Linked DNA regions of Mus musculus: region 2 is linked to region 1. A link is a loop called in an ENCODE intact Hi-C map of the cell type or tissue named here. Cell type or tissue: left cerebral cortex. All regions are shown on one strand. Each heading gives the region's core, and the rest is flanking DNA. Links, peaks and the distances in the headings are about the cores only.

Region 1 (14,773 bases), core at 2,651-10,650:
GGATCATCCGCACTGCAGGCCTCAGCCTCCTGGCCGAGGAGCGCCAGGAGAACCTGCCAGATGAGATCTACCATGTCTACAGCTTTGCCCTGAGATGAAGCCAGGGCCAGAGCTGGGGGCCAGCAGCTGGCAGGCCAAGAGACACACCATTGACTCCAGTGGGAAGGGTCAAGCCCTAGGGGAGGTGTGCCCTGGATTGGGGCACTGCAGCCCTGTCACTCTAAAGCACCCTGGCAACTTCCCACAGGGCTATGGAAAGCAGAGTTGGTCACCGCTGGTCTAGCTGCCTGAGGGGAAAGACTTCACTTGGTTGCCTAGGGACCTCAATGTGTGGACTGCTGTGTTCCAGGACAGCCAGGCCACACATGGTACCTGCCAGACAGTACCAATTACAGAAATGGTCACAGCCCCATATCCTCTTTGGTGATGGGTCACAGCAGCCTGCAGCTCCTAGGAGCTCCTCTCTGACACAGCCAATAAAAGGGTGAGTCCTATTCTCAGATGCCCCAGGCAGTCTGTGTGTGGATGTATGTCAGATCGCTTGAGCGTGCCAAATTGTCATACAAAGACACAGAGTTTAATCTTATAAATATATTTAATCATCTCTGCTCATTCCCAAAAGCCAAGCTGACTGCGAAGATCTCGTGAGGGCTTGGCACTAGAGTGGAGCCAGCTTCAGGCCTCAGCAGTGTCTTCTGGGCCCCTCATAAATCCTGCTGTGCTCGTGATGCCTTTAAACAGAAGGCACCAGCCCCGAGACCTGGGTGTGGCATGAGCAGAGCTACCACCAACCACAGTGCCAGAGCCCTGACCACCACAGGACTGGGCAGGCCTCTAACCCAGAAGACCAGCCTGTGGCCGCCTCAGTTCTGTCCCCAGCTCCTCAAAGGCATCATGAGACCCGAGGCGGCAGAATGAATGGGTAGGGCCTTACTGAATGGCCCAGGATTTTTGGCACTGGTCCTGGGAAACCCCAGGCATGTGCCTCCGCCATGGGACGAACCACAGCTGCCAGGGCTCTGAGGGGCCTGGGCCTCATTCCCTGTGCACAGCCTGGTCAGCTCCTAATACAGAGGGCAGCTGTATCCCATCTGCACTGGCCCCTCCCATTGTGAAACACTGAGAGGGAGGGGGCGGGGATCTCCCTGGAGCAGCCTTCCATGCCTTTGGCCTCCAGGGCACCACCCTAGTGGTTTCATAGCAGTAAAGGGCAGGCCTTTCCCAGATAAAAGGGACCCCTCCCCCAAAGGCCATTATAGGTGCCAGGTCTATCCTCAGGCTGGTTTCAGGTACCCCAGATCATTCCACCCTGGGACTTGTCAGCAAGTGTCTTGGGTATCACTGTGTGCACTGAGCAGGTACCACTTGAGCCTGTCGGGCAAGGGCAGTGCTTTGACCTTGGTGTCCACAGGCCACGGTCGCAGGCACAGCCGGATGGACACCCGGCACAGGTGTTTGAGAGGTGGCGGGTAGCTCTCGAGCTGCCTCAGGGAGGCATGAAGGGCCTGGATCTTCCCTGCCAGGCTACCCACTGGGTGGATGTTGAGGTTCTCAGGCAGCTGCAGCCTCTGGGAGCTGGTCACCATGAGGTCCAGCACGGTCTCAGCCTTATGCAGAAGCTCAATGTGGCTGTCGTCCTCGGCACAGCCCGGGTGCGAGCAGAGCCTCTCAAAAACGAGGTTGAAGCCAGACCAACAGGATGCACCGTGCAGGGAGCAGTTGTAGGCGGCTCCGGACTCCAGCAGGAAGCAGAGGAGCGGGAAGTGCAGCTTGAAGCTCTTGAGGCAGATGTGCGTGAGGGACTCATGGGCCGGGCACTCGCTGGGGTCGGCACCGTGGGCCAGCAAGAGCTGCGTGACTTGGAAGCAGAAGCGGTTGATCATCGGGGCCTCCTCCTTGTCCCCACAGACAGTCTCACCGAGCAGGAAGATGATGCAGGTGAATACAGTGTCCCCATCCTTGGTGGTGGCCTTGACGTCTGCCCCTGAAGAGCCATGGGAACAGAAATGAGAGGTGACCAGCAGCCCTTACCAGACAATGGTGTAGATGTGTGTGTGTGTGTGTTGGGGGGGGGGGGTGAGGAGCAGCAGCCACAGCTATGGACAGACAGGGAACCTCACCTCCCTCCAGGAGGAGCCGGATGTTTTCTGTGTTGTGGATCTGCACACCATCGCTGCTGGCCAGGGCGTGAAGTAAAGCTGTCTTCCCTACAAAGAGGAGGGAGGTGAGGCCCAGAGGAGGGTGGAAGCAGGATTCTCAGGCCGAGGGAAGAGCGGCTGGCTTGATTTCATCCACACAAAAACAGGAATAAGAGGGCCAAGCAAGGTTAAGACCCGCCTGCATCCACACACAGACGCTGGGTATACTCACCTCTTAAAGATGCTTCCTGGGGCAGTGTGCAGACAGTGACCACACTCTCTCCAGAGTCGCTGGGTGCTGGACTCAGGCAAATTGCCACCCTCTGCCCGTATGCCAGGTGTGGCCATGCCATCGACTGGGGCCAGCACCCAGGCACTTGGCCTGTCTTTTCTGAACCCTTAACAGGTGTCCAGCCCCAGGGATGGCCAGCCCTCCACCCCAGCACTTAAGTTTTATTATTTTATGTATGAGTGCTTTGCCTGCATGATGTATGTTTGTGTGCGCTATGAGGTCTCGAGATCCCCTGACACTACATTTACAGACAGTTGTGAGCTGCCCTGTGGGTGCTGGGAACTGAGCCGGATCCTCTGCAAGATCAGCAGTGCTCTTTTTTTAAGATTTTTTAAGACACACCAGAAGAGGGCATCAGATCTTGTTACGGGTGGTTGTGAGCCACCATATGGTTGCTGGGATTTGAACTCATGACCTTCAGAAGAGCAGTCAGTGCTTTTACCCGTTGAGCCATCTCTCCAGCCCGCAGCAGTGCTCTTAACCTCTCAGCGTCTCTCTTACCATTCTTGTCAGCTGCATTGACATCTGCTCCAAGATCCAAGAGGCGCTGCAGGCAGGGCAGGCGTTCGGGTTCCTCGCTGGCCAGATCCAAGGGGCTGCTCTCATGGATCTGAGCCAAAGGGGACAGCAGCTATGTTGCCCGGAGCCTGCAAGGCTCCTTGGTAAACTTACCAAACATGCCCAAGCCTGGAGCTGGCCCTTACCCGGTCCCTCCTGTTGATGTCAGCCCCGTGGCGCACCAGCAGCTCAACCATGTCAGGCTGGTTTCTCAGGACAGCAATGTGCAGGGCTGTGTAGTAGGTAACAGGGTCTGAAGGCAAAGAAGTTCAGGTTAGTCTGTTCTTGAAGGTTCGGGACCTAGCCTCAGAGCCTCGCCCCAGCACCCCTTTCTCAGGTGTGTAGATCAAGTCCTTGTGTGTTCCCATAGGCTACAGCATATCTGCCTTGTCCTGGTGTGTTCCCATAGGCTACAGCTTATCTGCATTGTCCTGGTGTGTTCCTGTAGGCTACAGCTCATCTGTATCGGCTCCTTTCTGCTTATTTCCCCCTCAGGGCTGTTCCTGAGGAGAATGCAGTGTGGCTTCATGCTCCAGCTTAGCACAGCCAGCCTTTGTTTTGTTTTGTTTTGTAAAGATTTATTTTATTTATATGGGTGTACTGTAACTGTCCAGAAGAAGACACCAAATCCCATTACAGATGGTTGTGAGCCACCATGTGGTTGCTGGGAATTGAACTCAGGACCTATGGAAGAGCAGTCAGTGCTTTTAACACTCTGAGCCATCTCTCTAGGCCAGCCTTTGTTTTCTTGAGCCAGGGTCCCTACTACCTTGCTCTGGCAGCCCTGACCTTGCTAGGTAGCACAAGGTCGCTAGAGATCCTTCTGCCTCAGCCTTCTGCATGTATCACACAGCCAGGCCCTTTGACCATAATGTGGATGGGTTTTGGAATAACCCCCCCTCCCCAACATCTGTAGCTTGTAGGATTCCCAAGTTCCCTGTAGTCTCTGAGCCTGTTTTCCAATGAAAGGCATGAAGGCCTGTGTGGGGGTCAGCACTGACCCCCACAAGCTCATAGGCAGCCCTACCTGTCTCCTACCTCCTAGGGGTGACAGCCAATGGCAGGACAGGTGGCTGGCCCTTCATCATTCCTGATGCGTAAAGAACCTATGCAGCCTGCTGTAACAGATGCCCAGTGTGGCTTATCTTCCCACCTCTAGGGCCAGAGCAAAACCTGCAGGACAGCTCAGAGCAGAGAAATCACCTGCCCTTAGCTCTGGGCATTGCCAGTGTATTCTCTACATGGTAGAAGGATTGATCTGGAAGATGTGGGAGTAGAGGCGCTAAGAGCCCCCAGAAAGACACCCACAGGAAAAGAACAAGGGAAGTCACCCCAAAGACCGGAGGAAAAGCAGTGGCTGGGCCTGGCTGCCTAGTCCTCCTCACCCCACCCCCATCCTCAGGATGCTGCTGACCTTCGAAATTGAGGTTGGCCCCACTCTGCAGAAGGACAGCAGCTGCCCGGGTCAGGCCCAGCTCAGCCATCTTCAGCAACGCATTGCTCACGCCTTCCTGGTAGAATGGAGAGTGAGCCTTCTGCTCCAGCAGCTCCGTGAGGACCAGGATCCGGCTCTCCTCGCTGGAAGCAGAACTGTGCACCAAGAGGCAGAACAGAGAAAGTGGGAACTCACGGGGGCCAGTGGCCCTAGCCTGTGTGCCCTTTCACAAGCATCCACACAAGCTGCGCATGCTCTGTGGGGCACAACTCTTTCTTGGTCAAAAGCATTAAGTGATTTCAAAGCCATCCTTCAGCATGCTGTCAAAGTGCTGGCTCTGCCCCATCTTCTCTCACACCACCTTGAGGGTAGCCCTAAAGCTCTCACCCTTCCTAGACAAAACTACCTACTAAGTGCATCTTGGGCCTGGACGCTGTTCCATATGTTACCCCAGCTCTGACAACGGCCCAAACACCACCTTCAGAGTCACCTGGCCACGACGCGCCTTACTTGCTCTTCGCCCTAATCTCACCCACCAGACCTCTTGCAACAGGTGGGCCCTAAGATCTGACCAACGCCCGGACACAAAACGCTTATCTGGGGCAGCCCTCCTAAATATGCTGGGCTCCGCCAAAGGAGGGCAGTAGCGCCTTGTTGTGCAGCCCTGCGGCCCCGCCTCCGAGTTCTTAAAAACGCCTGGCACTGCATTTACAGAGTAGGCCGCAGAGGAAAGGGCTGATGTGGTTTAGAAAAGACATCCTTGGTGAGACTGCTAGCTCCTCTGCCCCACCCTACTCTGCATCTCAGACCGCGATGCCGGTCTGGGTGCTCGCTTGTCTCTGTAGCACAAGCACTCCGAAGGCGTAGCGCTCCGAGTACCCAAGGAGGTCTGCACAGGGCACACGGACCACACCGGCTTGCTTCCCCAGAGGCTCTCGGAGAGGCCTGCTGTCTGCCGAAAGTCCGGTCGGCCCCAGCCAGGACGTCTCCAGCATCCATGCACAGGCAGCAGAGGCCCGGGTCTTCTGCCCTACAAGACACTCCGAGCCCGCCTCAGGCTGGAGCTCGAGCTCGCGGCCACGCAGCTCCCACTCCCGCTGCGACAACCACAGAGGACCGCAGCGACTTACTCATCCAGGGGCTCCTGCCGCTCCAGATCCTGGATGCCCAGGGCGCCAAGGATGGCGTCCACTAGGGGCTGGTACTCAAAGATGATCCTGCGGAAGCCGTGCAAGAACGGCATGGCGTCGGCCGCGTGTTCCGACACCCACAGGCCACCACCTCCCGATCTACCGGTTCAGACCCCGCGCCGGTGAGCAATCCTCCCAGGCCCCAGTTCCGCACCGGAAGTTATCCTACCACTCCTACTTCCGGTCCGTGCGGGCCTTTGAGGGAGCATGTGAGTCACACTGCCCCCTGCCGCCGGGGAGGACCTCGCGGCGATCATCACTGTCCGGCTCCGCCCCGCACTGAAATTCCCCGCGAGGCCGCTGAAGGGCGTCTGAGCTCCGACGGGGCATGCGGCCCCGCTACTGACTGGCTCCAATCCGAGGTGACACAGGCCCTATTCGGAGCCTGAACACTACTTTCTGCAGCCTACTTGACTTTGGCCACTCTCTAAGGAAAGGCTGCAACCACCTCAGTTTCTCCACTGTGTAGACCAAGTGGCGTAATGAGGATCTTGCACCCCAACTCTTCCCCACAGACGCTGGGGGCAGTTCCTTATTCTCTGTCCCTTGACGCCTAGCCAAACAGGCTGCCCACTTTTCCCACTTTTCACTGGAGGGACTCTGTGAACCTTCATGTCCTGATCTGGAAAATTGGCATAATATCACTTGCCTAGACCCTGAGCAGGAGGAAGCTTTGACATAGCAGAAAGGACTGTACCAGGTAGCGTCCCCCTACGCAAATTTGAGTGGCTGCAACTTTGAGTCCTGCGGCAAGGCCCTGATGACTCTAAAAAGGTCAGTTATGGGGAGGTGTCAATGGTCCTGAGGCTGCACCATCATAGGTGTAGCTCCAATCCCTTATGGGGGCTTGTGTTCTCTCTGCTTGGCACCTGCCATCTGCCATAGAGTTACTGGCTTGGAACAAAATTTCTTCTTTGTTTTAACCAAGAGCCTTCCTGCCTCCACTTCTCAAGTGTTGGGATGCTAGGCTTGGTTCCAGGATAGCCCAGGACACCAAACCCAGTGGCCAAGGATCTTACACAGAATGGGTACACAGCTCCTCTCATGACCTATTTCAGCTCTATGGGACTCTGCACCCAACAGAGTAAACACCAGGTTGGTCATTGTTTATTGGGTTGTTAAGGGAATAATGGGGAAAAAATCTGTACAGGGGCTGGAGAGATGGCTCAGCAATTAGGAATACTGGCTGCTCTTGCAAAGGACCTAGGTTCTGTTCTTAGCCTGCCAGGACTACATAGTGAGGCTCTATCTCCAAGAGGGGGGAGGAGTCGGGTGGAGGGTGGCAGGTTACTGGAGAGATCTTGATCAGCCCAGGTTCAGCTCCCAACACCCTCATAGTGGCTCACAGCCACCCATAACTCTAGGCCAAGGGGATCTGGTGCCCTCTTCTGGACGCTGTGGGCACAGGCACAAAAGTGATGCACATATGGCCATGCAAGCAAAACATCCCTATTCATGGGGAAAAAAAAAAAAAAGTTCCCCTTTGGGCCTGGGAGTTGGCTCACCGAGCAGAATGCCTCGAGTTCCATACCCAGCACCATGAAGACTGGACATCGTGGCTTCCTGCTTTGGGTCTGTGCCTTTGTCCAGGTCACTTCTCCTTTCCTCAGTGGCTCCAGCACTTGGCTTTGGAGGCTGCCCTGATCCAGAATAGCAGTAGTTTAGCCTCCTGACATCTACAAGACCCTTCTTCCAAATAAGGTCACTTTGAAGGTCCCCAGACTAGAGCTTCAGTGGAACTCAGAGGGCAGAATACAAACCCCATGCAACAGGTGAATCTAGGTGTGGTCCTTCTGGCCTTGGCCTCACCATCTTCCCCTAGCCTAGCCTTTAATGGCTGATCCGTCTCTCCAGCCAGTCTTCACCTCTGACTTGATCACTTGCCTGGCTCTCACAGGCCGAGGTCCAATGAAAGGCATCTTGATGTCACCAGTGTCTGAGAGAAGGGACAGGCAGAGTAAGAAGAACTGGGCTGCTGAGCTGGTTCAGGAGGTGGAGGCTTGCCACCAAGCCCTGTGGCCTGAGTTCAGTCTTTAGGACCCTATGGCAGAGGGAGAGAACAGACACCTACAGGTTGTCCTCTGACCTCTACACACATACAGCACGTGTGGATACATGCATACTTAGTGTAAATACACATAGAACACATGAGAATTAACTTGCATTTATTGGAGCCCTCCTCGGGTCCTAGCACTGGGCTAAGCCCTCTTCACACTGATGCTGTGAAGCCGTTAGATTAAGAGGATTGTTCCTTTTCACAAGCAGGAATGTGGCTCAAGGTTTCAGAGCTGGCCCAAGGAAGCACAGCAGGGTAGACTGTCAGCCAGTCTATCCGACCTCGGTACATATAAGCCACCAGGGACTCACACAGTCCCTTTAGCTTCTCTGGCTTTGGATCTTTAGAGGGTCTAGACTTGCAGGAGGGAGGAACTGACCTTTGCCCTTTCATAGCCCTTAGGCATCTCACAGAGGAGCCAGGCTCCACTGCCAGCCAGTCACCCAGGCTCCTGTCTTTAGAAAGCCCTATGCCCCTTGACCCCTCTTGTCAGCAAGGGGTCCTGTTTCCTCCATCTGCCTTCCATTAAAGTTGTCATTCAGAGCCCCTGCCTTCAGCTCTGACCCTTCCCTCTCTTTTCCTCACCACTGCTCCCTCTGTGCCTGACTAGACAAGCTCCATCCTGGCACCCAACTCCAAAACTTCTCAGCCATGTGAGGGACAAACACAGTCCTTAGACCCTGAAAAGGTCTGTGCATCCTCCTTACTCCCCCAGGGAAGTTTAGGGGTTACACTGAATAATGTACAGAGGTAACCTTAATATATAAAGAACTTCCAAAAATCAATAAAACAGTAAACATTTCCTACAGGATATAGGCACAGGATATGCATAGGTGAATCACAGACGAAAAGTCAACAAGCATGAGAAGAAGTGGCTAGCCTCTCTACCTGTCCATCAATAATGACAACAATGACCTTTAATCCCAACACTCAGGAGGCAGAGACAAGTGAATACTATGTTTTCACATCCATCCTGGACTATATATTGAGTTCCAGGCCAGCCAGAACAATCAAATGAGATTCTATTAAAAAAAAAAAAAAAAGAAAGATCAAAAAAATTCTTTCAATATCTAGAAAGCTGTGTGTGTGTGTGTGTGTGTGTGCGCACACGCGCACATCAGAGACCTTAGGAAGTTGGTTCCTCCAACCATGTAGGTCCTGGGGATTGAACTCAGATCTTCAGCTTGAGCAGCAAGCTCCTTTATCCACTGAGCCATCTCGCTGGCCTACCCTTCTTTGGACTTGTATGGCTTTTTTCTGCAGTGAATATATCCTACAAGAGACCTGAAGCCAGAAAAGAGCTGTGGGTAAGGAGTAGCCTGTGTGCACCTCCTGCATCTGAGGCTGAAGTTTGGTCCAGCTCAGTCAACCTTGTTCCCCTCTCCAGACCCTGTCAAGAAACATCCTCACCAAGGTCACTTCCTCAGTGCTCCTCAACTCCTGGTTCCCCAAGCCAGGAGTGATAACCTTCATTTGACTCAAGGGTGGCAAACAGTCCTGAGCTCTGTGGAGGGAGAAAGGCCTCTAGTATCCACAGTAGCCTTGGCCTGAGGGTGGACTGGTTTCTCATTGATCCTTGGGAAGACAGACAGACTGACAGACATAGATACACATGCGCACACACACATACACACACACACACACACACACATGCTCTTGTTCTTATATCTGCTCAGACTCACATGCACTATCTCACACATGGACGGACATTCTAGGGCATAGGAGTATTCACAATTATTCTCACCTCCTCCACACACACACATACAGGTACACACACCCCGGCTCACTTTCTCAGACACAACATATAATTCATTTTCGTTCACTGGCTCTGTCACCTGGGCCTGGGGAGGGCAGCTGCCAGGACAGGTGGTACCTTGGCCCCATCCCAAGTCCTTCGTGGCTCCCATAGGAGACTGGTCTTTAGCCAGCTGTCCCTCAGAAGGCCCTGGGTGGGCAGCTGGGAGTGGTTCCCCTTTTCGCACCCTGCTTTCCCTCCACATCCTTCCTCAGGGGTTTGTATGTAACTGGAACCTTACTGTCCATCAGGTGAGCTATTTGAAAATCATGGCTGCCACTACAGCACCCACCATGGAGGACGGGTCTGAGCTCAGTCTTTGGGTATGTGTGGGGACTGAGGCGCTGAGCCAATGAGCTCAGCCTATTTCTGAACTGCTGTAATGGTCACCACCCTCTGGTCCACTCCTTTCTGTTCCTACTTCCCGCCCTTATGATGGCCTATGACACTGAGTGGCAGGTTCACTGTAGTTGGTCCTGTTCAGCTCCAGTTTTTTTTTTAAAGATTTATTTATTTATTATATGTAAGTACACTGTAGTTGTCTTCAGACACTCCAGAAGAGGGCATCAGATCTTGTTACAGATGGTTGTGAGCCACCATGTGGTTGCTGGGATTTGAACTTCAGACCTTCGGAAGAGCAGTCGGGTGCTCTTACCCACTGAGCCATCTCACCAGCCCTCAGCTCCAGTTCTAATGCAGGAGACAGAGGGCCCTAATTTATAAGTTCCCTTTGTAGGCTCATAGGGGAAACTGAGGCACTGGGAGCTGACTGAGCTTTCCTACCCATCTCCTGGGACATCTGCCCAGAGCCCCTCTCTAAGGTGAGACACCAGTCTAGCTTCAATTGCTCTACCTTCTAGCCCCTGCAGATGGTCTGTGGTTTGGGGTCACAGTGTGGAGCTCTGGGGTGGTCACTTATAGCTGAGCTGGGCCCAGGCTAGTTCCCTGGTGGGCAGTCTGTGACCATGATGTGTATATTGAGAGGTTGCCCCATGGCATCTTCCGCATCTCCAAACAAAGCACAGGCCTTTAATTCCCCCAGCTGCTGTATCCCCAGGGACCCAGAAGCCCAGGAGAACAGGGATGAAGTACATAGAGTCCCAGGGACCCTGGCCAGGGGACAGCACGGACTGTGGGCCTGGGCTCTGGCTGGCCTTTGCTCAGCTTGAAAGCCTATCCGCCCAAGCAATGGATGCAGCAGGAGATTTGTTAGTTTCCTCTCAGGGTCCTTCAGGGTCTGCCAGATTTGCAGACTGTGACTTCCAGGTCCCTGTGTGGGTAATCAACTGGCAAACATGGCCCAGACCTGTCCCCAAAAGATCTGCCTAAATACCAAGTCACCGCGACCTCTGTGCCATCTGCGCTGTGGTCAGACTGCACAGAGGACTTGAGGCTTACTCCGTTGGTGGCAGATGAGTGGCTCAGAGTCCTGGCCCCAGAGGTTCCCCCATCACAGAGGCTCACTGGTGCCTACTTGGCCTGAAGCTCTGGCAAGCACAGGGTATGGGTGGGTGGGGGGCCTCTCTTAGGAGAGAGCCCTGCTGGCACCCTCTGCCTGCTCAGCAGAGCCTGACCAAGCCTGCCAAGAGCCAGCAAGAGGGCTTGGACCCCTGGAGGTAGGGGAAGGAGGGATGGACAGAAATTGGGGCCAGGGGCACTTGCTCCTGGGAAGACCAGTTATCTGTGCCCTACCCTGTTGGCGAAGCTGACTCAGGGCAGGAAGGACCCGTCGCCATCCGTCAGGGAGACAGTGGGCCCATGGCTGCTGGAGGAGGGAGCCAGGAAATCTGATCACTAAGAACCTCTCCTGGCTGTCTGGGGAACTTAATTAAATTGCTGGAGAGGGCCACATCTGGAATCAATATGTGGCCTGCTGTTTCCTTCTTTCCCCCAGTCCATGTCTCTGCTGGAACAGAGAATTCAGCAGAGAAGGGAGCTGCTTCCTTAGACACATGGAGAAGGGGAGAGACAAGGCAGGCAGGGACTGGAACCCAAGCCCAGAGGGACACTGTGACAGCACAGACGGGGTAGGGGTCAGAGAACCAGGAAGATGACTGGAGAGCAGAACTGAGAGAGCCACGAGTCAGGCATGCTCTGGAGTTTGACTGTAGTCAAGAGGTGTATGTCTGGGGCTGAGTTTGTGGCTCAGTGGGGAGAGCACTTACCTAGCAACCATAAGGACCCAGGTTCGATCCTCAGGGGTACATAAAAATCACCACTTGAGAGATTGTGACAAGCTCAAGGCCAGCCTGGGCTACTTGAGACCCTAGCATAGAAAAAATTCAAGCACAATAAACCTTACATCTATTTTACAGGTAAGAAGTCACCAGATTCTGGCACCAGTCCTGTGCATAGCCAGCATTTGCCAGGGTCATGCTCTGGCTGACACGAGGTGATGCCTTTGGATACCCTCGGGCATAGATTCTGTTATTTCTGTGTTGGTGACAAGAGGGAAGCAAGCTAACCCCCTTGGCCGAACCTAGACTGTCCATACCAATTTGACCTTGGCTTATCTGCACACTGTCTAGCCATCCTGTGTGCGCCATTTCAATTGGAATGATGTCATGGAGCAGTTATTTCTTACTGGCTGGTGTGGGGTGTGGAGCTCTACTATGGGGAGGCTACAATGTATCCTGCAGGCACCAGGTTGGAGCTAGACCTCTGAGGCTGAAGCTGTCTCGGATGTGGGCCCCAGACCCAAAGGGGAGCCCAAGCAACAGTCTCCCCTGCAGAGCATACCCCCCCCCCCCCCCCCCCCCCCCCCCCCCGCCCAAGCAGGTCAGGCCTCAGGACAGGAAGGGTGTATGCTTGGCCAGCCTTGACGACTGAGAATCCTGCACCATGACCAAAGCCACTTGCAGCCTGGCTCTGAGAAGAGAGCAGATTTCTAGGCCGCCTGCCTGTGAGGCTGCCTCGGGTAATCTCTGCCCCCCCCCCCAAATCCAGTGCAGCTCTGAAAGCCCAGTTCCTTCTGTGTGACCACCTTCAAAACAGCTTTGTGCACATCCGACAGCTGGGACCCTCTCCTCCTCATGCCAGACCCAGCACTGCTACTCTGCCTGGTTCCTCCCCACAGGGTCACCCTGCCAGCTCACAGCGGGTGGAGCACTGGGCTAGTACGTGTTTGTGGTATGGATGTCCAGGACCTTGTAGTAAAAGGGTGAGAGATTTTTAAATGTCACCTGAACTCTCTGGTGTAGCCAGGAAAGTAAGACACAGCAAGGCAAGACCACGACGATGAGAAAGCTGACTGCGCCTTCCGCCTGGGGTGAGTGGGGCTAGCTGGTGCTCTGTGGGTCTGTCTGGACCTAAGCATCCATCTAGCTGCCTCTGGCTGGTCCTCTTTGCTGGGTGCTGTTTGCTTATATTATACCATGACCCCTCCCCCCACATACACACCCTTTTGTCTCCTTGGTTTCCTTACTTCAGGCTCAGCCGCGCCTCTGTAGGCCTGCCCTGTTCCCAACACCACGTGGAAGGCCCTCAATAGAATTGTTGATAGTCGCTGCTGGGCTTGGTGGCACACACCTTTGGTGCCAGTGCTGGGTGGCAGAGGCAGGCCAGTCTCTGAGAGTTTGAGGCTTGCTTGGTCTTCTTAATGAGGCCTTGTCTCAAAACACATAAACAGACCACAAAACTCTTGTTGATGGTTACTACGAACGGGATTTAGAGGCAGGGTGTTTGAACCTGTCAGGGGAAGGGGCCCAGCAGCAGCTGGCACGGTGGACACACACCACAGGTCTCTAACACAGCTCTCAGGAGAAGAAGGTTCGAGGGGATCTTGGAAGCCAGCAGCAGTAGCCAGGGAGCAAGAAGCTCCAGGCCAGACTCAGTTCAAATCTAGGTTGAGCTTCCTGAGGGGGAACGGCCCCTCTGAATCTGGGGGCCAGGGTTGAGTAGGTAGATGGGCAGGGTAGCAATGGGAAGGTGCGGAACCTGAGGAACGTGGGGGATCAGATGCGTAAGGGTGGTAGGTATGTTTGGGTGCACAGTTGCCAAAGCCTGTTTAAGGTTCACCAGGAGGGGCTCGAGGCATGGGCCAGTGGCCTACTGCAGACCAACCTCATGGAAGAAAGAAGTCGGAGACCTCATCCCGGCTCCTGTCCCAGCCCTGACAAGGTGATGATGTACAGAGTTTAAAATAAGCCATCCTCATTAGCCACACATTGTTTGCTGGGAGAAAAATGATGCTGTTCCCATGAAGAGGAGGGAAAATGGAGGAAGGAGAGGAAGAGGAGGAGGGAGAGGAAGGGGAGGAGGAAGAGGGGGAGGAGGAAAAGGAAATTTCATTAATACAGCCGCTTTTCTTTTAAGAGTCCCCAGGCATCCTCCCTTTGAGGAGCCTGTGGGAGGAATTGGAGGCTAGATCTTCACTCAGTGGCTAACGGCCCAGCAAGTGTGGGAGGGGGTGGGGGTAACTCAAGGCTCCCGGCAGAAGGGTGTGTTAATCTACATGCCTCAAGAAATTTAAGCAGACCACTAAACCCCACTAAATCGGAGCAAAGGAAAGGTGGAAGGGAGCTTTTTTCCCATTTCCCCCACTTTAGAAGTCTGCTCTCTTTGATCGTAAAAATAGTCATATTTCACCCCCCTCCAAATATCAGCAATCAGTGAACGAAGGAAGCGGAAGCCCTCTGGGAGTTTCCCCCAGATTAGACCCTTGGTTTAATTATTTAGCGCCTGCCTGGATGGGGTAGGCGGGGGAATGAGCCCTCCTGGTGAGGGCTGGGGTAAGTTACAAATGAGAGGAACAATTATAGTCCCAATTAGCCGTCAAGCTGGGAGCCTTGTCCGCAGCCTTGGGCCTCCGCCCAGGCCTCTCTGCACCCCAATTCGGCTCCCCCGTGCAGGGCCTCCTCCCAGGCGCCACCTCGCCCCTCCCCCCACCGCAAGAGTAATCATACCAATATGTTGCTGAGCCCAGGCGCGTTCAGGGCAGAAGCAGCCCAGGGCTCCAAGAAGGTCCTAAGAACTTCCAGCCTCGTCTGTGCCGCCCTGCTAGGATCCCTTTCCCTGATCCCCTGAAGCCAAAAGAGGCAAAGTTCTCTGGGAGCTGAGGTGGGGGCTTGGTCCTAGTCCTTGGGCACCAGGGTTTGTGTCCTAGTGCCCACCTAAGCTTTATCAGTATACAGTAGGTGCTCAATAAATCACCGTGGAATGAGTCACTTGGGTATTTTTTTCCCTTCCTTCCTTTCTTCCTTCCTTCCTTCCTTCCTTCCTGACTTCCTTCCTTCCTTCCTTCCTTCCTTCGAGACTTACTGTGGCAATGTTCATTCGTTGACTTTTAGGGTTCCCAGTGGACAAGACAA
Region 2 (14,773 bases), core at 6,077-14,076, 56 kb after region 1:
GAAGATTTCCTTTAGCAAGACTGCCCAAATCTGTCGTGGAGGCTCTGAGAGCTGCCCCAGGCAATGTCACCAAGCCCGGGAGTGAGATAGCCAATGGGAGGGACCCCAGAAGGATGGAGCTACCAAGTCTTTCAGCAGGCAAGGGCCCCAACTCCAAATGCATAGCCTCGAAAGAGCCTAGAGCCTCAGTTTCCCGGAGTATCAAGTGGCTCGGCACCTCACAGCCATGCTGGACTTCCATGAAAGGTTCTAGGATCATTTCTGGCCTAGACTGGTTTTGCTGGAGTGTTTGGCATCCAACTATCCTGCTGTCATGACCCTGGAGGGGGGGGGATGACTAAAGCCCCTGGGGGGGAACCCTGCTGGCATGGGGAAGAGCCTGGGCCTTTGAGAGTCTTTGATGGGAGTCACTGCTGCCAGCACCAGTGTATCTGGCCCAAGAGCCATTGTTTCTTCCCACTGCTGTTCAGTGAGGCGAAACCTGGAAAAAAAAAACCAGTTTTCATTTAAACACCCCCAGTTTCCAATTGCTCAGGAACTTCCCGAAAAACTCTCCTTTTTTGGCTGAAATGCCTCCTGCATTGGGTGTGTGCCCAAGTGGCGTTGCCTGAAGGAGGGCGGAAGTCAGCCCTAGGGATGGCTCATGTTCCACAGGCGTCCATCTCCACTTCTGGGCTCTTGCTCACCACCTGACTTGCAGCGCCCGGCCTTAGTTATTTTGGTTTAGGATTTCTTTCCCATCAAGAGGTAGAGTGGGGGAGGGGAGGGGTGAAGTGGGGGCGAGGTGGAGTGGGGGTGGAGGTGGGGATGGGGACATTCCCAGGCACCAGGCACACTCATCCATCTTAGCCTTTTCTCCTAAGACCAGACAGGGGTGTGGAGTGACAAGGAAGCAGGGGGAGGGGACAGGTGACAAGGCCAGTGTGCACCAGCCATTCTGGCTGGCTCTCCCCTTACATTTGGCTCATGTTTGCAAGTTTTTCCCAAAGAGGGGAAACTCTGAGTGTAAGCTCATCTGATATGCCAGGGTCCCTCAGCCTAGCTCCTGCTGCCATTTTAGAACAGAGTGCCTGGACAGGGGGATGGGGGTAGGGGAGCACTCTGACGGATGTGCTGGAGCAGGTCCTTAACTCCAGTCACACCAGTGAGAAAAAAGTCTGCAGGGCTGGGCTGTGGCTCAGTGGTGAGTGCTTGGCCAGCATGGGGCCTGGTTCTATCCCCAGGAGTAAACAAATAAATAAAGGGAAAGTGGGATTAGGGGCCCCGGTGTGGGGGCATGCTTCTCTAATCCCGGCACTCAGGTGGAGTTCCAGGGCAGCCTGGGCTACACAGAGAAACCCCCCCTGTGTGTGTGTGTGTGTGTGTGTGTGTGTGTGTGTGTGTGTGTAGTTGGGTGGATATGCATGCACCATACTGCTCCCGTGGAGGTCAGAAGACATCTTTCAGGGAGTCAGCTCTTCCACGCAACAGCAGTGGGCCACGTCTAACGTGTACTCATTGGCCAGAACTCCCACCTCTAGGAATCTGCAGCACACGTGAACAGCAAAAAAACAAACAACAACAACAACAACAAAAAATAAAAACACACACAAAAAAAAAACCTTCTGATTTACTATGGGGCAACTTATTGAAGATTCTTTTAGCTTCCAAAGATTCGAAATGCACCAAGTGTCTACTATGAGGGTCCTTTAACAGTCTGCAGCACAGTTGTGTGGGGACTAAGCGCTAGGGCCCATTCACTAACTGAGTGAATGAGCCCTGGAAAGTTTGTTACACAGGGAAAACATGGATAGCGCAAACGACACCCTGAAATGAGAGAGGAAACACTACACATATTGTGTTATACTTGAAAAGACAATACTGGACCAGGGTTAGTGCAACAATTAATTTAAAAACTGGTTTCTGCAGATAGAGGGAGGGACGGGAGGGAAAGCAGAGTCAAGTGTGCAGAACAGAGCTGGAAGGCTCCAGAATCTTAGTAAGTAAAACAGACCACTCAAAGCCACAGCACACAGGGCATGGCTGTGTGCTTGTTGACTCTTAAATGCTGTATTTTGCAGTCTTATAAACCGAGGGGCATGAGTTGGAGGGACCTGGGTCCTTTGCTCTGCTTCATCCCCTCCTGTGTCAACTGGACAGGGCATCATGGCAAGTGGTGTGTCCTAGCTATTGAAGCACACATTTGAGAAGCTGGGTATTGGCTCAGTGGGTAAAGTCCCTGCTAGGCAAGCATGAGGACCTGAGTTCAGATCCCCAGCACCCATGTGGAAAGCCACATGCACCACGGGGGTCTGGGTGGAGACAAGACAGGCAGATCCTGGGCACAGGGTGGAGACAGGCAGATCCTGGGGACAGGGTGGAGACAGGCAGATCCTGGGGCTTGGGGGGGCCACAAAGTCTGTCTAGCTCTAGTTCAGAGAAAGACACTGTCTCAAATGAATAATGAGTGGGTGGATGGGTGGGTGGGTAGATGGATGGATGGGTAGGTGGGTAGGTAGATGGACAAGTAGGTGGGTGGGTGGGTGGGTGGGTGGGTGGATGGATGGATGGATGGATGGATGGATGGATGGACGGGTGGGTGGATGAGTGGATAGATGGACAAGTGGATGGGTGGGTGGATGGATGGATATATGGATAGGTAGATGGGTGGATAAATTGGCAGGTGGCTGGATATATGGGTGGCTGGATACTTGGATGGGCAGACAGATTGGCAGGTGGGTGAGTTAGATGGATAGACCAAAGATGAGCTAAGAGGACACGTTCCTACCCCTAGGTCCAAGGCTACCTGAAGAAGGAGACTCAGGAAAGCCAGTGTAAAAGGAGCAGATGGCTGATCCTATGGATGTCACTGGACAGCGCCACAGGGACCCCCATAGGGCACAGGGAACATTGTGTACACAGTGCAGCCTCTGTACTGACTGACCCTCCACCTTTCCTCAGGTGACTGTCCCAGCCCCGGCCGTGGCACCAAACGAAAGAAGAAGCAGCGCCGGAATCGAACCACATTCAACAGCAGCCAGCTGCAGGCGCTGGAGCGTGTATTTGAGCGCACACACTACCCTGACGCCTTTGTGCGTGAAGAGCTAGCTCGCCGTGTCAACCTCAGTGAGGCACGTGTCCAAGTAAGTGGGGTCCACCCAGAGGCTCCCAAGGAGCCCACATCCAGGCTGGTGACCCGTGGTGACCCAAGGACAGGCACTTGCCAGTGGAGACAGTTAGCTCAGAGCACCTGGAGCCAGGACAGTGAAGTTCAGATGGAAACCTCACAAACAGTGTCTAACCCTGCAAATGAGTAGCTCATCTCCAGTGCAGGCTATGCTGTGGTTCAGGGAGCCGATGCTTATGTAAAAATATAGAGCCAGGGTGGGAGACGGCCCAGTGGGTAAGTGCTTGCCATGGCGGGAGGTCCTGGGTTCAGATTCCCAGCACCCGTGTAAAAAGCTGAGAGGGGGCAGCGTGCACCCGCAGTGCTGGGGAGGTGGAGACAAGAGGACCCTGGGGGATTTTTGGCAGCCAGTCTAGAACAGGCAAGCTCAAGGCTCAGTGATACTCTTTCTCAATAAATAAAATAAAACAAACAAATAAATAGAAAAAGACAACGTGGAGGGAAATAAAGATGCACACTACTGACCGCTGACCACTGATTGCCGCACACCCACAGATGTAAGTGTGTGCATATGAATATGTGCACGTACACACAGCACACACACACACTGCTAGGACCTTAGAGCCATGCTGAGTGGGAAGCTTTTGAGAAAGCTCTACTTTGTGTGTCCCTTCTAACCACAGGACCAGAGGGCTCACCTGTCCATTGGGCTGTTTTTGGTTTTTATGTGTTGGACTTCCCAGCACGTAACGCAGGCACTATTGACCACCCCCATTCTAAAGGAAGGGTCAGGAGAGGGTCAGAAAATGAAGCCACCAGCCCAGGTCCGGGGTGGCACCAGTGTGTTCCCAAATTCACAAGGATGTCGGTCTCCTCAAAGTCCACCAGACCCTGCTCGCCACACTCTCCCTCTCAGGTCTGGTTCCAGAACCGCCGTGCCAAGTTTCGCCGGAATGAACGTGCCATGCTGGCTACCCGCTCTGCCTCGTTGCTCAAGTCTTATGGCCAGGAGGCGGCCATTGAACAGCCTGTGGCCCCCCGACCTACCACGATGAGCCCAGATTATCTATCCTGGCCAGCATCCTCCCCCTACAGGTGAGAGTGGGGGACTCCTTTGTATCAACAAGTGCAATTAGACACACCCCCATGGGATCTTTAAGGCTACCGCTCTGGGGAGCTGTAGAGAGTTGAATGGTGTATGGATGAGTGTGTGTTTACATGACAGTGCGTGTGGGTATTCAAGAGCCTGCATGTGAGTGCTCACGTACACACGGGATCATAAGCGTGTGTATGTCCACATGAGCATTGATATGCATGTCTATATGTACACACAGCGGGGAAGCCAGGCCTGTCTGGAGAAGAGCAAAGTGGGTTCCACGCTGAGATAGCTAGAAAGCTGTAGGAAGAGTTTCAGGCTAGACCCAGCGCTCTTTGTCCATCTCCAGACGGGAAACAGAGTCTGGGAGTACTGAGGGCAAGTCTTTCTGTCCTGTGGTTCTGGCAAGGTCCAGGGCCATGCAGAGGAGTGGCATTGTTGAGATAGATAGATAGATAGATAGATAGATAGATAGATAGATAGATAGATAGATAGATAGATAGAAAGAATAAAGTAAAAAAAGCTCCTTCCTTGGGCTGGAAATACTCACGTGGTATACTGAGTTACATGTAAGCAAGCACTCATACATATAAATAAAACATAAGATTAATCTTAAAAAATAATGGCTCCCTCCAAGATGGCCAGGAGGGAAAGACAGATTGCTAATTGGGCCACCAGATCTTATAGCTTCCAGAGTTCTGTCTCCTCACCAGTATAGCAGGCTCTGTGGGAGCTGTGAGCCTTGGGAGGGGGTATTGTGGGCCCCCTGGATCTCCAACCCCCTTCCCTGACCTATTCTCACCCAGAAGCGCTTGGTCACAGAGTAGTACTAGGGTACTGGGCACATGTCCCACTCTCAGGAGGGTCACAATCCAGAGAGGAATGTCTATAAATAAATGGTAAACATCCCACGCTGTAGCCTGGGCCATCCTCCTGCCTCAGCACTAGAGGTGTTGGGATTATAGTGGTGTCCACTGGTGAGGCTCTTTTGACCAAGTGCTATGTCTGGAAGCTTGTCTCCTCCCCCAACCCTGCAACCCTGGCCTGGGCTACCCTGAGCTCATCAGGGGAAGTAAGACTAGCCAGACCCACCAACTGGGACCTGTGTTTCCTGTCTCCCCAGCTCCGTGCCTCCCTATAGCCCCGGAGGTTCAAGTCCTGCAACTCCTGGAGTCAACATGGCCAACAGCATCGCCAGCCTTCGCCTCAAGGCCAAAGAGTTCAGCCTACACCACAGCCAGGTGCCCACAGTGAACTGACTGTGCATTGGGTCCAGCTTCCTCCCTGGCCCAATGGCAGACTGCAGCAAAGGCAGTAGCCTTGTCTGTCTCTGTCCTCAGACAAACTGGGCAGCCTCTCCCGTGCCTTTTCTCCATCACAGCTTCCTGAGTTCCAGAGGCCTGTTGGGTGCTGGAAGCAGTTGAACAAGTCACTGCTATGGTGGCTGAGATTGTGGCCTAAGGCCCCTGGAGTGGCCTGGCCAGAAGGCGGAGCTGGAGTCCGCCAAGGAACTCACTTACTTATGTATTAAAACCAAAAAGCTTTTGTCTTTAAGGAATAAAACCATTTTTCGTAAGCTCCACGAGGCTTCAGAAGGGCAAGACGGGTGCTCCCAGAGGGTGCTCCCAGAGGATGCCAGGCAGGACCTGGGTGGCCTGAATTCTAGCCCTCCTGGTAGACAGAAGTCTAACAGCAACACTTGGCCTGGGCTGGCTCATTCGGCAGCCACAGTGGGGCTCGCAGCCTGCACGCCTGACAAGTGCTTTGGGTGTGGTCCTCCTGCAGGAGGAAGGGCAAAAGGCTTCTTTAGGAGTCTTGCTGGATGGTGGCCAGGGCACATCCCTTTCACTCCATGGGGGTGTGGAAGAGGGGTGACCATTCCTAGAGTGTGGAGAGGGGTGCAGGGATTAGACTCTTGCTGCTGAGCATGTGGAAGTGTGGCGTCCACGGAGGGTACCCTAGTTTCTTTTCTAGTTGATGGGACGAAATATGCTGGCAAAAAGCAACTGAAGGGAGAAAGGATTTATATTAGCTCATCATTCCAGGAGACAGCCAGCACTGTGGAGAAGTCAAGGTGCCAGGATCTTGCATCAGCTGGTCACATCCACAGTTAAGAGCAGAGAGGGACACCACATGTATGTTAGAGTCCCCACCCCCAAGCGTAGGGAATGGTGTTGCCCACAATGGGTGGGTCTTCTCACATCTTTTTGTTTGTTTGTTTGTTTTTGGTTTTGTTTTGTTTTTTGAGACAGGGTCTCTCTGTATAGCCCTGGCTGTCCTGGAACTTACTCTGTAGACCAGGCTGGCCTTGAACTCAGAAATCTGCCTGCCTCTGCCTCCCAAGTGCTGGGATTAAAGGCGTGTGCCACCACGCCCGGCTTTCTCACATCATTTAATGTAATCAAGACAGTCTGCCACAGTCTGCCACAGGCAACCTGATCCAGAAAACACCTCATGAGACTTTTCTCCGTAGGTGATTCCATATTATATCAAGTTGATAATTTAAACTGAGCATTACGTGGCTAGAAAGACGGCTCTGTAGTTAAGATCACTTGTTGCTCTTCCAGAGGAGCTGAGTTTAATTCCCAGAACACACTGAGCTGCTTACAATCTTCCATCATTCCAGCTCCAGGAGACCCAATGCTCTCTTCAGACTTCTGTGGGCATCTGAACTCATTTGACATATGCAAAAGAGATACACAGTCTTTTCTTTTTCAATTATTTTATCATTTATTTACACTCCAGTCATTGCTCCCCTCCCGATCCCCCCTTCCACTGTTCCTCATCCCATTCCTCCTCCCCCTTGCCTCTGAGAGGGTGCTCCCATCCAGGCTTCCCCCTTCCCTGGAACCTCAAGTCTCTCAAGGATTAAGTACATCTTCTCCCACTGAGGCCAGACCATGCAGACCTCTGCTATATATGTGCTGGCTGCCTCAGACCAGCCCATATACGCTACCTGGTTGGTGGCTCAGTATCTGAGAGATCTCAGTTGTCTGGGTTAATTGAAACTGCTGGTCTTCCTATGGGGTCACCCTCCCGTTCAGCTTCTTCAGTCTTTCCCCTAATTCAACCATAGGGGTCCCCGACTTCAGTCCAATGGTTGGGTGTAGGTATCTGCCTCTGTCTCAGTCATCGCTGGTAGAGCCTCTCAGGGGACAACCATGCCAGACTCATGTCTGTAAGCACATCATAGCATTAGTAATAGTGTCAGGTTGGGCTGGTGAGATGGCTCAGTGGGTAAGAGCACCCGACTGCTCTTCCGAAGGTCCAGATTTCAAATCCCAGCAACCACATGGTGGCTCACAACCATCCGTAACGAGATCTGACTCCCTCTTCTGGAGTGTCTGAAGACAGCTACAGTGTATTTACATATAATCAATAAATAAATCTTAAAAAAAAAAAAGTAATAGTGTCAGGCCTTGGTGTCCTCCAATGAGATGGATCCCAAGTCAGGCTGGTCATTGGACTGCCTTTCCTTCCATCTCTTCTCCATTTTTGTCCCTGCAGTTCTTTATTTGGGTCAGAAATTTTGACTGTGGGATTGAGGGCCTCCCTCTACTTGAGGTCCTGTCTGCTAACTACTGGAGGTGGACTCTTTAAGTTGCCTCTCCCCAGTGTTGGACATTTTGGCTAAGGTCACCCCCACTGAGTCTCTGGTACTTTCTAAGGGTTCCCCCACTTCCCACCCAACCCCAAGGCTGCTTATTTCTATTCATTCTCCTGGTCTTCTGGTCTTCTCCTATGCCCTCCCCTCTATACCTGATCTGTTCCCCTTTTCCCTCCCCATCCCCTCTCCCATCCAGGTTTCTCCCTCCCTCTGCCTCCCATGAATATTTTCTTCCCCCTTCTAAGTGGGATTAAAGCATTCTCACTTGGGCCTTTCTGCTAGTTACACTTCTTTTGGTTTTTCAAGACAGGGTTTCTCTGTGTAGCCCTGGCTGTCCTGGAACTCACTTTGTAGACCAGGCTGGCCTCGAACTCAGAAATATACCTGCTTCTGCCTCCCAAGTGCTGGGATTAAAGACATGCACCACCACCGCCTGGCTTGCTAGTTAAACTTCTTACAGTCTATGGGTTGTATGCTAGGCATTGTGTTCTTTTTGGCTAATATCCACTTATCGGTGATTATATACCATGCATGTCCTTTTGGGTCTGAGTTACCTCATTCAGAATGATATTTTCTAGTTCCATCCATTTGCCTGCAAAATTCACAATGTCCTCATTTTTAATAGCTGAATAGTATTCCACGTTGTAATGAACCATATTTTCTGTATCCATTCGTCAGTGGAGGGACATCTGGATTGTTTCCAGCTTCTGGCTATCACAGATAAGGCTGCCATGAATGTGGTGGAGCACAGATCCTTGTGGCATGGTGTGGCATTATTTGGGTATATGCCCAAGAATCGGTATAGTTGAGTCTTCAGGTAGAACTATTTCCAATTTTCTGAGGAACCGACATATTGATTTCCAGAGTGACTGTACCAGCTTGCAATCCCACCAGCAATGGAGGTGTGTTCCTCTTTCTCCACAACCTCACCAGCATGTGGAGATACACATTCTTTTTTTTTTTTTTTTTTTCCGAGACAGGTTTCTCTGTAGCCCTGGCTGTCCTGGAACTCACTTTGTAGACCAGGCTGGCCTCGAACTCAGAAATATACCTGCTTCTGCCTCCCAAGTGCTGGGATTAAAAGTGTGCGCCACCACACATTCTTATACATTAAAAAAAATTGTTTTGGGGCTGGAGAGATGGTTCAGTGGTTAAGAGCACTGACTGCTCTGCCAGAGGTCCTGAGTTCAATTCCCAGCAACCACATGGTGGCTCACAACCATCTCTAATGGGCATCCGATGCTATCTTGTGGTGTGTCTGAAGACAGCGATAGTGTACCCTCATACTTGAAATAAATAAATAAATCTTTTTAAAAAGATTGTTTTGAGCCTTGAAAAAAATCACCACTGCTCTGAGATCTTAGGCAGACTCACAGCACAGAACTGACAGCTGAGGCCATTAACAGGCTTTATCCCATTCACAGACAGAAGTGGGGTGACAGAAGCCACGTGCCACCAGCCAGTGTCATCATTTAGGAGGGTCTGCAGACAAGGAAAGTCGATGAAACCTCCCTGCCCCATGCAATCCCAGGGAGAGTACAGCCTTGCAGCTAAAAGACATCCGAGGACAACCCTAAAAGCAAGACGGCTGGCCGTTCTCCATCAGGATGACCTGCCCAGCAGTGGCAGGTCAAGCTGCCCTCCAGGACACTGGCATAGCCTATCTAGATGTGCTTCCTGCACTGGCCTGGTTTCCCCATAGCTGCACCTCTAGCTCACATTCCAGGAAGCACAGCACTTTAGACTGCCTATTCTTATGCAAAGGGCACACTGGGGTTCAGGGGGACCTTGACCTCCAGATCTTCTAGCTTCACTTCCTGAGTGGTGGACATGTACCACCACACTCATGGGCATCACCTGGGTTGTTTTGTTTGGTTTCTGTGTGTATGAACACGTGCACACATACACACATGTGAGTGTAGTGCCCAAAGAAGCCAGAAGAGGGCATCAGATTCCCAAGCCATTGGAGTTATTATTCAGTAAACTGCCCGATACAGGTGCAGGGAACCAAATATCCAACCTCTAAAAGAGCAACAAGCACTGTTAACCACTGAGCCATCCCTATATCCCCTGGGCATCAATGTTTGTTTAAAAGGTACTGGAAGGTTGGGTGTGGCTCTGTTGGCAGATTGTTTGCCTAGTGTGCACAAAGCCCTGGGCTCCATCTCTACCACCTAACAGTAGACATGATAGCAGATATTCCATCTTTCTATTTTAAATTTTTAAATTTTATTTTTATTTATATGTATTGTATGTTGCCTGCTGTGTGTGCATGGTGGAGCTGCAGGTGCCTGTGAAGGCCAGAAGAGGGCGTCAGTTCCCCTGGAACTGGAAATTTCAGCAGTTGTGAGCAACCTGATGTGGGGGTTTGGAACCTGGGCTCTCTGCAAGAGCAGCAGATGTCCTTAACTGCTGAGCCATCTCTCCACCCCACCCTACCCCCAGGCCTGCCAACTTTCTACTTTATAGTCCCCAGAGACAAAATACCACAAAAACCCTGAAGGTTGGCTTGTCTGCTGTAGACATGGGGTCCCACTGAGTGGGGGCCTGCAAGGTGGGCCCCAGACATGCTAACATTGAGAAATGCTGGAGGCCCTGTTCCCACGGGTGACCAGGAGGATGTCAGTGTCACTTCCATTCTGGCACTCCAGAGAAAATAAACCGACTTAATCGTTTGCACATGCTGCTCTGGGAAGCTGAGGGAGGGGCATGCCGCCCTCTCTGCAAAGCCGAAACTATTTAAACAGTTCTGTCCCCGCTGTGCCTGGCTGCAGATCTGTGTGGGCAGCTTCCTGGGCACCCGTCCCAGGCGATCATCTTTCTATAGAGCCAAGGCACCTGGGGCCCCAACCCAGCCCAGAAGGACTTGGACTCCATTCTCCCCTGGCTTTGCCTATTTGACCAAGGAAAGAGGACATTGTGTCTGCTTTTATTTCTTATAGCAAACAAAGGAGAGAGGGAAGGAGGGAGAGAAGGAGGGAGGAAGAGACATAGAGACAGAGAGAAACAGAGATTCTTGAAGAAAAAAATAAGAAACCAGCAAAAGACCCCAACATGTGGCTCAGAGCCTTGAGCAAGGCACTTCATGCCCCATCACACCTGGCTTAGGTGGTACTGGGGCGGATCCTAGGGCTCTGTGCATGCTAGCTAGACAAGCTCTCTACCAACTGAGCCAAATGCTCAGCAGTTGCTACTGTGGAGGAGCATAGAGTGAGGGGTAGACACAGAGGAAGTCAAAACATTCCCTCTGTGGGGATGGAGAGGCTGCAGCAGTTCAAAAGGTGCGGCTCTTACAGAGGACCCCCCCCCCCCGTTCAGTTCCAGCGCCCAACTCCCAACTCCTGCTCCAGGGGAGCCACTGGTCCCAAATGCTTGAGAGAGCGTGCATGCTCTCTCTCTCTCTCTCTCTCTCTCTCTCTCTCTCTCTCTCTCTCACACACACACACACACACACACACACACACAGAGTGGGAGGGGGAGAGAAGGGGAAGAGGGAAGGGCAGAGGGAGAGAGAGGAGGAGGGGGAAGATGGAGAGGGAGGGGGGAGAGGGTTTCTGTGCAGCCCTGGCTGTCCTGGACCTCCCTCTGTAGACCAGGCTGGGCTTAAACTCAGAGATCCACCTGCCTCTGCTGCCCAAGTGCTGGGGCTAGAAAGGGATGTGTCAACGCTCCTGGCTAAGTGTGCAGAATTACAAATGAAGTGAGTCTTTAGAGGTTGGAGAGAGGCTTTAGCTCGTAAGAGCACTGGCTGTTCTTCCAGAGGACCTGGATTCAGTTCCCAGCACCCACATGGCAGCTCACAACTACTTGTGACTCCTGTCTAGGGTCACAAGGAGAACTCATTCTGTCACTCTTTTCTGGCCTCTGTTGGGCAGTGTACACCCATGATACACAGACACATAGGCAGGCAAGCATGCATAAAATAAGAATTCCCCCAAAGAAAATAAGTTAAATACGCCTTGAAAAACTACTCCCTCCCACCAGGCATGGTGGCCCAGGTCTTTAATCCCAGCACTTGGAAGACAGAGGCAGGCGGATCTCTGGTCTACATAATGAATTTCAAGTCAACCAGAGTCCCTGTCTGAGCAAGAGAAGGAGTTCTCTTTGTCCAGACAACACTGCTTATCACATCTGGGTTGGAGGTGGTGGGTTGTTTTTTGTTGTTGTTTGTTTTTTGTTTTTGGCTTTTTTTTTTTTTTTAAGAAGAAGAAGAAGAGGAGGAAGGGGAAAGAAGAAAAGATTAGGAAGGTGGAGGTACACCTGGGAAGAGTTAGGGGGTAGCAAGAGATTGAATATTTTTTTAAATTTTTAATAAACTAGCGTGTCTAACTAAACAAACAGCCAATTTCTAGACTGTCAACAGATAGGACAAAAATAAAAGACAGAATAATTCTGTGCTGTAAGTTTATGTTTGGTGAACAGAAAGAGAAGCCACCGGGATGCTTTCTCCCTCTGTGATAAACACGGTGACCACAAGTGGCTTGTGGGAGAAAAGGGTTTGCTTCACCTCACAGCCTACTACAGTCCATCAGGAAGGAACCCGGAGGCAGGAGCAGATGCAGCGACCCTGGAGGAGCAGATGCAGCGACCCTGGAGGGGTGCTGCTTGTTGATTGGCTGGCTCCCCTTGGCTTGCTCAGCCTGCTTTCACATACAGCCCAGGACCTCCTGCCCCAGGGTGGCACAGCCCCCAGTGGGCTAGACACCCACAGTGCCCATCAGAAGTCAAGAAAATTGCCTACAGAAACCATGCCCAACCCGTAGGCAATTTTTTTTTTCTATTGCGGTTCCCTCTTCCCAGACGACCCTCACTTTTAGTCAAGTTGACAAAAACAACTAACCCACAGACTCCTTAATTTCCCCATTCAGACTTGCAAAGTGACATGGGTCAAATCCATGGCTGGTGCTGGTGCATTGCACCCACATTGCATGCCCTGCATGCAGCTGTGCAGCATTTCCTGGGAGAAAGGAAAGCACGCCAAAGGGACATACACTTTAAGGAGAGAGTACATGGGACCCCACGCCTGTGCCACTGTGTCACACAACATATCTGTCATTTGCTGCCTCCTGAGAGATTGCTGGGATTAAAGGTGTGTGCCACCACGTCTGGCTGTTTGACTTTCAAGAGTCTTAAGTACGGACCCCTCAAAATCCATATAACTGGAGCTAACATAGAAACCCCTAATTCTCCTGTCTCTACTCTTGGGATTACAGGAATGAGACTTTAAAAATAGATGTGAGCCCAGTGAGGTCCAACGCTAGAGAGGCTGTGAACCCAGTGAGGTCCAGCATTAGCGAGGCTGAAGGAGAATTGCTTTGAGTTGGAGGCAGCCTGGCCTATTCTGAGTTCTAGACCTGCCTAGGCACCATGGTAAGTTATAGACTACCCTGGGCTACAAGATGAAATATATGTGAGCTGGTATGGTGGCACTAGTCTGAAATTCCAAAAGGGATTCACGTATGACTATGTCCCGGTAAGCACACGCTATGCATCCTGGGTAGTTAATTACCTGACAACCAGGGCTGACTGAAGAGATGGCAGAGTGTCCAGGAATGGCTAGGCAATACTGAACTTAATGCCATTGGCACATGTCTGCAACCTCAAATCTCAGGATGGTTGCAAATGCATGGCCAGAGCGGGAAACCACAGAGTATATGGGCCAGCAAGACAGTTCAGCAGTTAAAGGCACTTGCTACCATGCCTAGGGATCTCGGTTCAGTCTCTGGGCTCACAAGATGGCTGGACAGAACTGACCCCTCTCTCCAGTGTTCTCTGACCTCCACATATCTACCATGTGTACACACATGTATACACATACACATATGCGCGTGCACGATACCTACATGCAGACAGCCAGGCTGGCTACTGGCCCTTGAGTTTATATGAACCCCAACTTGGCTCTGACTGCCCCCCCCCCCACTCAGAGGTTAGGACATGTTCCAAGACACTGGGACAGCTGTGGCTTCCCAGCTTCTTAGAGGCCCATTAAGTCCTTGGCCAGCTCCTATGTCTGGGATTCTAGGCTGTTGCTCAGTCCACTCCACCCTGGGACCCCATGAGCCCAACCACACCAGTGTTTGACCCTAGGGTCAGATAGGACTGGCCTTGTCTGGGTGGAGTTCGGGGAAATCGGGGAAATGGATGCTGTCTTAGGGTTTTGTTGTTGTGAAGAGACATCATGACCACAGCAACTCTTATAAAGGAAAGCATTTAATTGGGGCTGACTTACAGGTTCAGAGGTTTAGTCCTTTATCATCATGGTGGGAACATGGCATGAAGGCAGACATGGTGCTGGAGAAGGAGATCAGAGTTCTACAACTTGATCTGAAGGCAGCAGGGGACTGCCCCAGTAGGCTGAGATTGAGCATATGAGACCCCAAAGCCCACCTCACAGTGACACACCACCTCCAACAAGGCCACACCTCTTAATAATGCCACTCCTCCCTATGGGCTAAGCAGTCAAACACATGAGTTTATTGGGGGGCCATTCCTATTCAAGCCACCACAAATGGCCTCAGACAAGAGACCATGTCAGAAAAAAAAAGGAATCGAGAGATGCAAGAGATGCTGCTGTGGTAGCAGGGCTTGAGGGCTGCAGGTGCTGTGTTGCAGCCTCTGGCTGGATTGGCAGGTGGCACCAGCCACACTGCCTCCCTGGACAGTGCTTTGCTCTGTGCTGTGGCCTGGAGCCACCTGTCTTGAGTCCAGATTTGCAGCCAGGAGATCACTCCCTGTATTCCCTATCATGAGGGCTGGATCAGAACAAGCCACTAGGTCCTGTCTCTGCTCCTGCCAACTGCCCAGTGACACCCTGCTGAAACCACTGTCCCCACCTCTCTCCTGCTTGGAACATAGAAAGGGTACCTCGGCCTCCTTAATGGCCCTCTTACCCCGATTTCCCACCCCTCCAATTTCAACTTCATACCATGGCACACAGGTACTGATTTCTTTGCTTTTGAGACAA

The links. Peaks named below come from ENCODE experiments on the same cell type or tissue, not always from the same donor. Only the 100,000 strongest peaks of a DNase experiment are listed, where the experiment ranks them.
Region 2: a loop joins it to region 1, with 2.0 times the contacts of the local background. A loop is called at or near these places in 3 of 42 quality-filtered maps.

The regions. Positions count from the first base shown.
Region 1 is chr2:30,822,521-30,837,293 of GRCm38, forward strand. It overlaps Asb6 (ankyrin repeat and SOCS box-containing 6), which reads right to left and starts at 5,780. Exons shown (of 6, transcript NM_133346.2): 1 at 5,554-5,780; 2 at 4,403-4,578; 3 at 3,135-3,241; 4 at 2,932-3,040; 5 at 2,121-2,207; 6 at 577-1,984. The coding sequence starts at 5,666. The coding sequence ends at 1,320. It overlaps Ntmt1 (N-terminal Xaa-Pro-Lys N-methyltransferase 1), which reads left to right. Exons shown (of 4, transcript NM_170592.3): 4 at 1-513. The coding sequence ends at 98. In left cerebral cortex, for the core only: CTCF peaks have their summits at 5,053 (motif pointing right), 5,871 (motif pointing left) and 7,011 (motif pointing left); DNase peaks (open chromatin) are centred at 5,107, 5,810 and 6,987; H3K4me3 peaks cover 1,456 bases; H3K27ac peaks cover 845 bases.
Region 2 is chr2:30,875,470-30,890,242 of GRCm38, forward strand. It overlaps Ptges (prostaglandin E synthase), which reads right to left. Exons shown (of 3, transcript NM_022415.3): 3 at 14,002-14,773. Prrx2 (paired related homeobox 2) reads left to right here. Exons shown (of 4, transcript NM_009116.2): 2 at 2,941-3,122; 3 at 4,023-4,201; 4 at 5,326-5,778. The coding sequence ends at 5,461. Among named protein-coding and RNA genes, the nearest start is that of Gm52550, 20 kb to the right of the region's middle. In left cerebral cortex, for the core only: a CTCF peak has its summit at 10,100 (motif pointing right); DNase peaks (open chromatin) are centred at 10,227, 10,572 and 10,931; H3K27ac peaks cover 1,311 bases.